Linked DNA regions of Homo sapiens: region 1 is linked to region 2. The links are chromatin loops, found by intact Hi-C in ENCODE. Cell type or tissue: dorsolateral prefrontal cortex. All regions are shown on one strand. Each heading gives the region's core, and the rest is flanking DNA. Links, peaks and the distances in the headings are about the cores only.

Region 1 (5,384 bases), core at 192-5,191, 52 kb before region 2:
GTAATCATTAGGATTTCTGAAATATTTTTTGAATCTGGCTATGTCCTAAGAAATACTGTTAAATGGCTGGGCGCAGTGGCTCACGCCTGTAATCCCAGCCACTCCGGAGGCTGAGGCGTGAGAATCACTTGAACCGGGAAGGCAGAGGTTGCAGTGAGCCGAGATTGTGCCACTGCACTCCAGCCTGGGTGACAGAGCGAGACTCTGTCTCAAAAGGAAAAAAGAAATACTGTTAAACAATTAAGTATTCTTTACCTCAACATCTAAAACCGCACGCTAAAGAGTTTTCCCACTATTCTATTTCTCCCATTGGGATAAATGAACGCCCGAAATAGTAATGGACTAACCTGTTCTTCTTGCCTACCAGCAGCAACTCAGGTAAGTGGACCCAGGGCAAACTTCACTCCTTACGCTGGGGCTTCCACAGTGAAGGAAACAAAGCTCACTGAGGGGAAGGTCCCTTCTGCTGGCATTTATACTGCTCCAGAGCCCCGCAGCCACTCCCCCTGGCTAACCTAATCGCGATATGATCTAATTACCTCTCCCTCTCTTGATTTATTTGGTGATCCTGTTCCTAGCACTTTTGTTTTATCACAGATGTATACATCTAAAACAAATAATTTGCTGTATGCTCATCTCATAAAATTTTAAAGTTTAACATAGAAGCATATGGTTTGAACAACACAAACTACTTTCTGCATGTTTCAAATATTGAGGCATACATCAACAGCCTGGCTGCCTCATTCTGCGTTTTGCACCGAGGTGGGCAGCTCGGTCTCCCCATGGCAGGAAGCTCAGTGGCAATGTGTACTGGAGATTCTGGCCTTTGTGGGGCCAAAGATAAGTGGTCTAAGAACAGCCTGGTTCACTATGTGTCGGGGGAATAGATGAGGTTGTGCTGTATGGCCGTAGGGGATGGGTCACCCAAAGTCTCAGACGGGGAGAACTGTAACAAGCCAACAGCTCAGTTTCAGCGACAGCTCCTGGAAAGTCAGTGGCTCTTGCTTTTTATCCCTGACGGGAACAGGAAGGCAAGGAGGCCTCCAGGGTGTGGACAGGAGCTCAGCAACTGAGTGGGATTAAGAGATCCTGAGGTCTAGATAGCACCTGGTTATTGAGGGTGGAGTGTAGACTCACCTCTCTGCTAGATGAGGGGGCTGAGTCAGGACGTGGGAGTTGATATAGTTTGGATGTGTGTCCCCTAATCTCCTGTTGAACTGTCATCCCCAGTGTTAGACCTGGGGCCTGGTGGGAGATGATTGGATCGTGGCGGCGGTTTTCTCATGAATGGTTTAGCCTCCTCCCCTGTGGTTGTGTCCTTTCCAGAGTGAGTGAGTTCTCCTGAGATCTGGTCATTTAACGGTGTCCAGCAGCTGCCTCCTCACTCTCTTGTCCCTGCTTTTGCCATGTGAAATGTCTAATCCCTCTTTGCCTTCCACCATGAGTAAAAGCTTCCTGAGGCCTCTCAGAAGCAAAAGCTGCCATGCTTCCTGTGCAGCCTGCCGAACTGTGAGCCAGTTAATCCTCTTTTCTTTATAAATGACCCAGCCTCCGGTATTTCTTTATAGCAGTGCAAGAACAGGCTGATACAGGAGTGGTCCCAAGAATTCTCACAGCGATATCAGGATGTGGGGTCCCTCTATCCCATTCGGGTGGGTTTCTCACCCACATGAAGCAGAACTGCTGAAACTTGTTTCCTGACACATTTTTATTTGCATTAATAATTTACCTCCCCCACATTTATACTAAAAATCCACATACAATGATTCAGTTAGACGGGAGGAATAATTATTTGAGATACGGTATAGCATTGTGACTATGGTTAACAATAAGGTATATTATTAACATGCAAAATTAGAAAGAGAGTGAATTTCAATTGTCCTCACCAAAAAAGTATGTCAGGAATTGAGATATTAATTTGATTGACTTAAAATTTCCACAGCATATACATCTATCAAATTAGTGCAATACACCCCATAAATATATACAATTATTATTTATCAATTAAATTTGTTTTTTAAATTCACACACAAATGAAAATGGAAAAATGGCCAGTAGCTGATTTCTGCACCCAATTCTTTCACCCCCAATCATACACTACATACTGTGTGACCCTACGCAAAAATAAAATCTCATGTCTAGCACTATCAATTACGGGAAAAAGAGTATTTTTTTAAACAAAGATGTTTCCAATTACAGTGGATTGTTTTTTATTGCAAATATTTCATAGATTCAAAAAGGATTTTAAGGCGTCTCTTATTAAGTATATTTAATTTACTTTTAATTGACAAATAGTTCTTATGCATACTCACGGGTCCGTGGCGTCCTTAGGATAGGTTTAATGCGTGGTGATTAGGTTAGGGTGATTAACATGTCCATCATCTCAAGCCTGCGTCATGTCTCTGTGTTGGGGACTTTCCCTCTCCTCCCTCTAGCTACTGGAAACCCTGCGTTATTGGTAACGATAGCCATCCTGCAGTGCCATGGGGCACAACACGGTGGGTTCCTAGGCGCGCTCCCCAGCCTGGGCCCTCTGGAGGCGTCTCCCGGCAGTACTGAGCCACGTGGCGTGGACTGCACGGGGTCGGTGACTTCAAAAGCCCCACTTAGATCCTCTGCACTTACCCCCTGCAGAGCACCGACAGCCCTGCTCTGGAAGCGCGGGTCTGCTTAGATGTCCTAAGCAACTTCTTGCACCAGGCGCCGCCAATGAGGAGTTCGGTGGATTTCTAACCAAGTCCCATTTCACCGAGAGCGGAGTCCCGCGGGGACCAGGAGGTTCCTTCTCGCTCCGGGAGAGGGCGCTCCTGCCCGGCGTTTGTAGCGGCGGCTTCCTGGCTGCTTCCCAGCGTGGATTTGCACCCGGTCGATTTCCTGCGGGTGGGCGGTGCATGACCCTGGTTGGACGCCCTGTTTACCCCTCTTCTCCTTGGGCTGGAACTCCCAGAGCTGGAGGCAGTGCAGCCACGGCTGCGAACTCAACACCAGCACATTCTTAGAAATGGAAAACCCTTTCTTTACCTCTGATGTTCATACCTGAGAGTTTAAAAAATACTTACAAGTTTTATTCCAGGTGGCGGGCTCACTTGAAAAGCAAAGATAGATGTAGATAATCTTTTGTGATTTTATGCATTCATATGTGAAACGCATTTAGAATGATATCCAGTATGCAATAAATGTTAAAAATTTTTGTCTCTTTCACTCCAGTTTGAAACCGTCATTATTTTTTTTAATTTCTTGACTCCAAAGTCATGCATTGAATATTTCCTCAGCACTTCAGCTCCTGGGGCTGGAGAAGCACACTGGAAAATGAGTGAGTGTGCTTTCAGCGATATCCGCATTTCTAGAACAGCATTTATTTTTGCATATGCATGTAGGACACAGATACACAGGGCGGGTTTGGGGCGGGACCTCGTGCGGTGCAGGCGCTGTGGGAAGCGTTGCCCTAACGGCTGGTCTCCAGGGCTGCAGGTCTGGGCCTGTGTCTGGCACCCACGTGCGGGTGTGCGCGAGAAGCGCCGTTAAAGACAGAGCTCATCCTGTTAGCTGTCCCTCTCATCCCCGCCCCTGCAACCTGAGTTTCCCAGATTCCTTACGTCCCGCAATGTCCGAGTTGATGCGCTGAAAGAGCAAAGAGATCAAAAAAAGAAAGGTGGGAGAACCGCGCCACACATTGGTTGGGATATTTAGGTTTTACAGCCGTTGGCGAAGGCAATTTAGCAATTATCCAACCATAGAAGTAACGTGCATTCGGCCGGGCACGATGGCTCACGCCTGTAATCCCAGCAGTTCGGGAGGCCGGAGTGGGCGGATCACGAGGTCAGGAGTTCGAGGCCAGCCTGGCCAACATGGTGAAACCCCATGTCTACTAAAAACACAAAAATGACCGGCTGCGGTGGCTCTCGCCCGTAATCCCAACACTTTGGGAGGCCAAGGCAGGCGGATCAGGAGGTCAGGAATTCAAGACCAGCATGACCAACATGGTGAAACCCCGCCTCTACTAAAAAATACAAAAATTAGCCAGGCGTGGTGGTGCGCACCTGTAATCCCAGCTACTCAGGAGGCTGAGGCAGAAGAATCGCTTGAACCCAGGAGGCGGAAGTTGCAGTGAGCAGAGGTCGCCCCATTGTACTCCAGCCTGGGCGACAGAGCGAGACTCTGTCCCAAAAACAAAAACAAACAAAAAAACATACACACAAAAATTAGCTGGGCATGGTGGTGGGCGCCTGTAGTCCCTGCTACTCAGGAGGCTGAGGCTGATGAATCACTTGAACCCTAGAGGCGGAGGTTGCAGTGAGCCGAGATTGTGCCACTGCACTCCAGCCTGAGCGACAGAGCAAGACTCCGTCTAAAAAAAAAAAAAGAAAGAAAAGAAAGAAAGAAACAACATGCAATCACGGTGGAGCCGCAGTACACGTGTCAGAACCACCCAATAATCTGCATGTTCGCACATCAGTGTGTTCAGCCACCTACACTCCCGGCAGCGTTTCACAGCAGGAGACAGACAAGCACATGCGACTCTGTACAGGGGTAAACAGGAGCGATTCAGTAACATGCTTCATTCATACGCACCAGGAAATAGGATGCAGTGTTTCCGAGAAGGAGGTATAGAAACATCTTCCACACTCATCACTGACTGGGTGAAGCAACACGAACAATGACTCCAACATGAACACATTTATATGAATTTTGAAGGAAGACAAAATGCCTTAATCATGTATATGTGTATGTGTATATACAAATAGACCTATGTATATGTCCATCTATGCAAACATATACGTGTGTCTACGTAGAGATTTGTCTATATTTGTATCTGTGTCTATCTCTATAGATCTATGTCTCTGTATCTCTACATTTAGATATAGATATGAAGATATAGATCTATATCTGTCTATATATAAGATCTTTGTACATGTATCTATATAGAGAGATGTATTTATTTATACAGAGATATCAATATATAAAGGAGGATACACCTCAAACTGGTAACAATCGTTATGCCTGGGATCAGCCTTGTATCTTTGCTGGGGTATTTATAGCTCACTTTATTTAACTGTTTAAACATTTTATCATTAAATTGGATCCTGTACATATCCGTTTCCCATGACTCCACCATTACACAACGTCAGCGCCTTACAACAGCACCCATTTATTTTCTCCCCATAGGTCAGAAGCCCACAGTGCTTGGCTGTGTCCTCCACTCAGGGTCTCACAAGGACCGAATCCCGGGGTCAGCTGCCTGGGCTTTTCTCTCCAAGCTCGGGGGAGAATCTGCTTCCACGATCATTTAGGCGGCTGACAAATCTCCTTTTCTTCTCATGATTTCTACCTGCCTATCCTCTTCAGAGCCAGCAGCAGCCTGTGAAATCCCCCTCTTCCCTCTA
Region 2 (5,384 bases), core at 63-5,062:
AGGCGGTGGCCCTAGGGAAGTCTCCGGAGCTGAGCACAGGGTGGACTCTCCCTCCCGAGTGAATGAGGAATAGGGAGAGGATTTCTACTCTGTTCTGTGGGCCTTCAGCATAAAATTGCTCTTTCCACCCAGGCAGAGATTTGCATTTTACATTCTAGTTTGCATCCCCGTTTCAGGCAATTCCAGGGCTTTTGAATTATGCTTCAGCATCCCGGGCGGGTCTCGCCTCCAAAACCTGGAAAACACAGGCTGCAGAGCGAGGCGGAGCAAATTGTAGGCCCCGCCCTGCCCAGCCCAGCCCCGCCCCGCCCCGGGGATCCCTACCCCGCGGGCCACTTATCCACTTCCGTGCCACGCCCCTTGCCCTTCGCGCCCCGCCCTTCCTCGCCCGGGCCCCGCCCACCTTATCAGGGTTCCTCCCAGGCCTGGCTCCTGTCCTGCGCAGATTCGCACAGACACGGCAGCGGATCACCTCAGTGAAGGTCACACTGCAGCGCCTGAGTTTGGCTCTGTCTCTAGTTAAGTCGGCCCTTCGCAGGCCCCTGGCTCTGCTATACTTGGGACGTGGGGTCCCCAGAGACCTGGAAATTCCCACCCCCTTTTCTCCAAATAGAGCATATTGAGACTTCCCTGTGAGGGTCTGCAGGTCGCTTCCTTTTGGGGTTTTTTTTGCAGAGACAGAGTCTCACTCTGTCGCCCAGGCTAGAGTGCGGTGGCGCAATCTTGGCTCACCATGACCTCTGCAGCCCAGGTTCAAGCAATTCTCCTGCCTCAGCCTCCTGAGTAGCCAGGACTACAGGCACCTGCCACCGTGCCTGGATAATTTTTGTAGTTTTTGGTATAGACAGGGTTTCACCATCTTGGCCAGGCTGGTCTTGAACTCCTTGTCAGGCCTCTGAGCCCAAGCTAAGCCATCGTATCCCCTGTGACCTGCACGTGTACATCCAGATGGCCTGAAGCAACTGAAGATCCACAAAAAAGTGAAAATAACCGGTTCCTGCCTTAACTGATGACATTACCTTGTGACATTCCTTCTCCTGGACAATGAGTCTTAGAAGCTCCCCACTGAGTAAAAGGATATTAACCCCAGAGGCAACAAAAGAAATTAAATTAGTGGAAGAAAAAATTCAGTCAGCACAAATAAATAGATCCCTTAGTCTCACTCCAACTTTTGATTTTTGCTACTGCACATTCTCCAACAGGCATCATTGTTCAAAATACTGATCTTGTGGAGTGGTCATTCCTTCCTCACAGTACAATTAAGACTTTTACATTGTACGTGGATCAAATAGCTACATTAATTGGTCAGAAAAGGTTATGAATAGTAAAATTGTGTGGAAATGACCCAGACAAAATAGTTGTTCCTTTAAACAAGGAACAGGTTAGACAAGCCTTTATCAATTCTGGTGCATGGCAGATTGGTCTTACTAATTTTGTGGGAATTATTGATAATCATTACCCGAAAACAAAAATCTTCCAGTTTTTAAAATTGACTACTTGGATTCTACCTAAAATTACCAGACATAAACCTTTAGAAAATGCTCTGACAGTGTTTACTGATGGTTCCAGCAATAGAAAAGCAGCTTACACAGGGCCAAAAGAGCGAGTCATCAAAACTCAATATCAATTGGCTCAAAGAGCAGAGTTGGTTGCAGTCATTACAGTGTTACAAGACTTTGATCAACCTATTAATATTGTATCAGATTCTGCATATGTAGTGCAGGCTACAAAGGATGTTGAGACAGCTCTAATTAAATATAGCATAGATGATCAGTTAAACCAGCAGTTCAATTTATTACAACAAACTGTAAAAAAAAAAGAAATTTCCCATTTTATGTTACTCATATTCGAGGACACACTAATTTACCAGGGCCTTTAACTAAAGCAAATGAACAAGCTGACTTACTGGTACCATCTGCATTCATAAAAGCACAAGAACTTCATGCTTTCACTCATGTAAATGCAGCAGGATTAAAAAACAAATTTCATGTTGTAGGGTCCAGCCCCATAGGGTCGGTGGGTCTCTCCCCATGTGCAGAGATGAGAGAGTGTAGAAATAAAGACACAAGACAAAGAGATAAAAGAAAAGGCAGCTGGGCCCGGGGGACCACTACCACCAATGCACGGAGACCGGTAGTGGCCCCAAATGTCGGGCTGCGCTGTTATTTATTGGATACAAAGCAAAAGGGGCAGGGTAAAGCGTGTAAGTCATCTCCAGTGATAGGTAAGGTCACGTGGGTCACGTGTCCACTGGACAGGGGGCCCTTCCCTGCCTGGCAGCCGAGGCAGAGAGAGAGAGGAGACAAAGAGAAAGACAGCTTACACCATTATTTTTGCATATCAGAGACTTTTAGTACTTTCACTAATTTACTACTGCTTTCTAGAAGGCAGAGCCAGGTGTACAGGATGGAACATGAAGGCGGACTAGGAGCATGACCACCGAAGCACAGCATCACAGGGAGACGGTTAGGCCTCCGGATAACTGCGGGCGAGCCTGACTGATGTCAGGCCCTCCACAAGAGGTGGAGGAGCAGAGTCTTCTCTAAACTCCCCCGGGGAAAGGGAGACTCCCTTCCCCAGTCTGCTAAGTAGCGGGTGTTTTCCCTTGACACTTATGCTACCGCTAGACCACGGTCCGCCTGGCAACGGGCGTCTTCCCAGACGCTGGCGTCACCACTAGACCAAGGAGCCCTCTGGTGGCCCTGTCCGGGCATAACAGAAGGCTCGCACTCTTGTCTTCTGGTCACTTCTCACTGTGTCCCCTCAGCTCCTATCTCTGTATGGCCTGGCTTTTCCTAGGTTATGATTATAGAGCGAGGATTATTATAATATTGGAATAAAGAGTAATTGCTACAAACTAATGATTAATGATATTCATATATAATCATGTCTATGATCTAGATCTGGTATAACTATTCTTGTTTTATATTTTATTATACTGGAACAGCTCGTGTCCTTGCTCTCTTGCCTCAGCGCCTGGGTGGCTTGCCGCCCACAGATGTCACATGGAAACAGGCAAAAAATATTCTACAACATGGTACCCAGTGTCAAGTCCTACACCTGCCCACTCAAGAGGCAGGAGTTAATCCCAGAGGTCTGTGTCCTAATGCATTATGGCAAATGGATGTCACACATGTACCTTCATTTGGAAGATTATGATGTGTCCGTGTAACAGTTGATACTTATTCACATTTCATGTGGGCAACTTGCCAGACAGGAGAAAGTACTTCCCATGTGAAAAAACATTTATTGTCTTGTTTTGCTGTCATGGGAGTTCCAGAAAAAATCAAAACTGACAATGGACCAGGATATTGTAGTAAAGCTTTCCAAAAATTCTTAAATCAGTGGAAAATTACACACACAACAGGAATTCCCTATAATTCTCAAGGACAGGCCATAGTTAAAAAAAACTAATAGAACACTCAAAACTCAATTAGTTAAAGAGAAGGGGGAGACAGTAAGGAGTGTACCACTCCTCAGATGCAACTTAATCTAGCATTCTATACTTTAAATGTTTTAAACATGTATAGAAATCAGACTACTACCTCTGCAGAACATCTTACTGGTCAAAAGAACAGCCCACATGAAGGAAAACTGATTTGATAAAAAGACAACAACAATAAGACATGAGAAATAGGGAAGGTGGTAACTTGGGGGAGAGGTTTTGCTTGTGTTTCACCAGGAGAAAATCAGCTTCCTGTTTAGATACCCACTAGACATTTAAAGTTCTACAATGAACCCATCAGAGATGCAAAGAAAAGCACCTCCACGGAGATGGAAACACCACAATCAAACACCATCGATTCACAAGGTGAACAAAATGGTGATGTCAGAAGAACAGATGAAGTTGCCATCCACCAAGAAAGCAGAGCCGCCGACTTGGGCACAATTAAAGAAGCTGACACAGTTACCAAAAAAAAGCCTAGAGAACACAAAGGTGACACAAACTCCAGAGAACACGCTGCTTGCAGCTTTGATGATTGTATCAACGGTGGTAAGTCTCCCCTTGCCTGCAGGGGCAGCTGCAGCTAATTATACCTACTGGGCCTATGTGCCTTTCCCGCCCTTAATTCGGGCAGTCACATGGATGGATAATCCTATTGAAGTATATGTTAATAATAGTGCATGGGTACCTGGCCCCACAGATGATCGTTGCCCTGCCAAACCTGAGGAAGAAGGAATGATGATAAATATTTCCACTGGGTATCGTTATCCTCCTATTTGCCTAGGGAGAGCACCAGCATGTTTAATGCCTGCAATCCAAAATTGGTTGGTAGAAGTACCTACTGTCGGTACCACCAGTAGATTCACTTATCACACGGTAAGTGGAATGTCTCTCAGGCCACAGGTAAATTATTTACAGGACTTTTCTTATCAATGATCATTACAATTTAGGCCTAAACAAAAGCCTTGCCCCAAGGTAATTCCCAAAGAATCAAAAGGCACAGAAGTTTTAGTTTGGGAAGAATGTGTGGCCGATAGTGCGGAGATATTACAAAACAATGAATTCGGAACTATTATAGATTGGACATGTCGAGGTCAATTCTACCACAATTGCACAGGACAAACTCAGTCATGTCCCAGTGCACAAGTGAGTCCAGCTGTTAACAGTGACTTAACAGAAAGTTTAGACAAACATAAGCACAAAAAATTACAGTCTTTCTACCCTTTGGAATGGGGAGAAAAAGGAATCTCTACTCCAAGACTAAAAATAATAAGTCTTGTTTCTGGTCCTGAACATCCACAATTATGGATGCTTACTGTGGCCTCATATTGCATTAGAATTTGATCTGGAAATCAAGCTATATAAAGAAGAGATCGCAAGCCATTTTATACTATCGACCTAAATTCCAGTCTAACAGTTCCTTTGCAAAGTTGTATAAAGCCCCCTTATATGCTAGTTGTAGGAAATATAGTTATTAAACCAGACTCCCAAACTATAACCTGTGAAAACTGCAGATTGTTTACTTGCATTGATTCGACTTTTAATTGGCAGCACCATATTCTGCTAGTGAGAGCAAGAGAAGGCGTGTGGGTCCCTGTGTCCATGGACTGACCGTGGGAGGCCTCGCCATCCGTCCATATTTTGACTGAAGTATTCAAAGCCATTTTAAATAGATCCAAAATATTCTTTAATTGCAGTGATTATGGGACTAATTGCAGTCACAGCTACGGCCTCTGTGGCAGGAGTTTCATTGTACTCTTCTGCTCAGACAGTAAACTTTTTTAATTATTGGCAAAAGAATTCTACAAGATTGTGGAATTCATAATCTGGTATTGATCAAAAATTGGCAAATCAAATTAATGACCTTAGACACAATGTTGTTTGGATGGGAGATAGGCTCACGAGCTTGAAACATCATTTCTGGTTACACTGTGACTGG

The links. Peaks named below come from ENCODE experiments on the same cell type or tissue, not always from the same donor. Only the 100,000 strongest peaks of a DNase experiment are listed, where the experiment ranks them.
Region 1: a loop joins it to region 2, with 2.5 times the contacts of the local background. A loop is called at or near these places in 1 of 110 quality-filtered maps.

What each region holds. Positions count from the first base shown.
Region 1 is chr19:53,305,872-53,311,255 of GRCh38, forward strand. LOC107987270 (a long non-coding RNA gene) reads right to left here and starts at 2,707. Exons shown (of 4, transcript XR_001753995.1): 1 at 2,626-2,707. In dorsolateral prefrontal cortex, for the core only: a CTCF peak has its summit at 2,780 (motif pointing right); a DNase peak (open chromatin) is centred at 2,778; H3K4me3 peaks cover 701 bases; H3K27me3 peaks cover 4,417 bases.
Region 2 is chr19:53,358,023-53,363,406 of GRCh38, forward strand. No RefSeq gene overlaps it. Among named protein-coding and RNA genes, the nearest start is that of ZNF525, 5.0 kb to the right of the region's middle. In dorsolateral prefrontal cortex, for the core only: CTCF peaks have their summits at 2,629, 2,829 and 3,031; no DNase peak of the experiment used is centred there.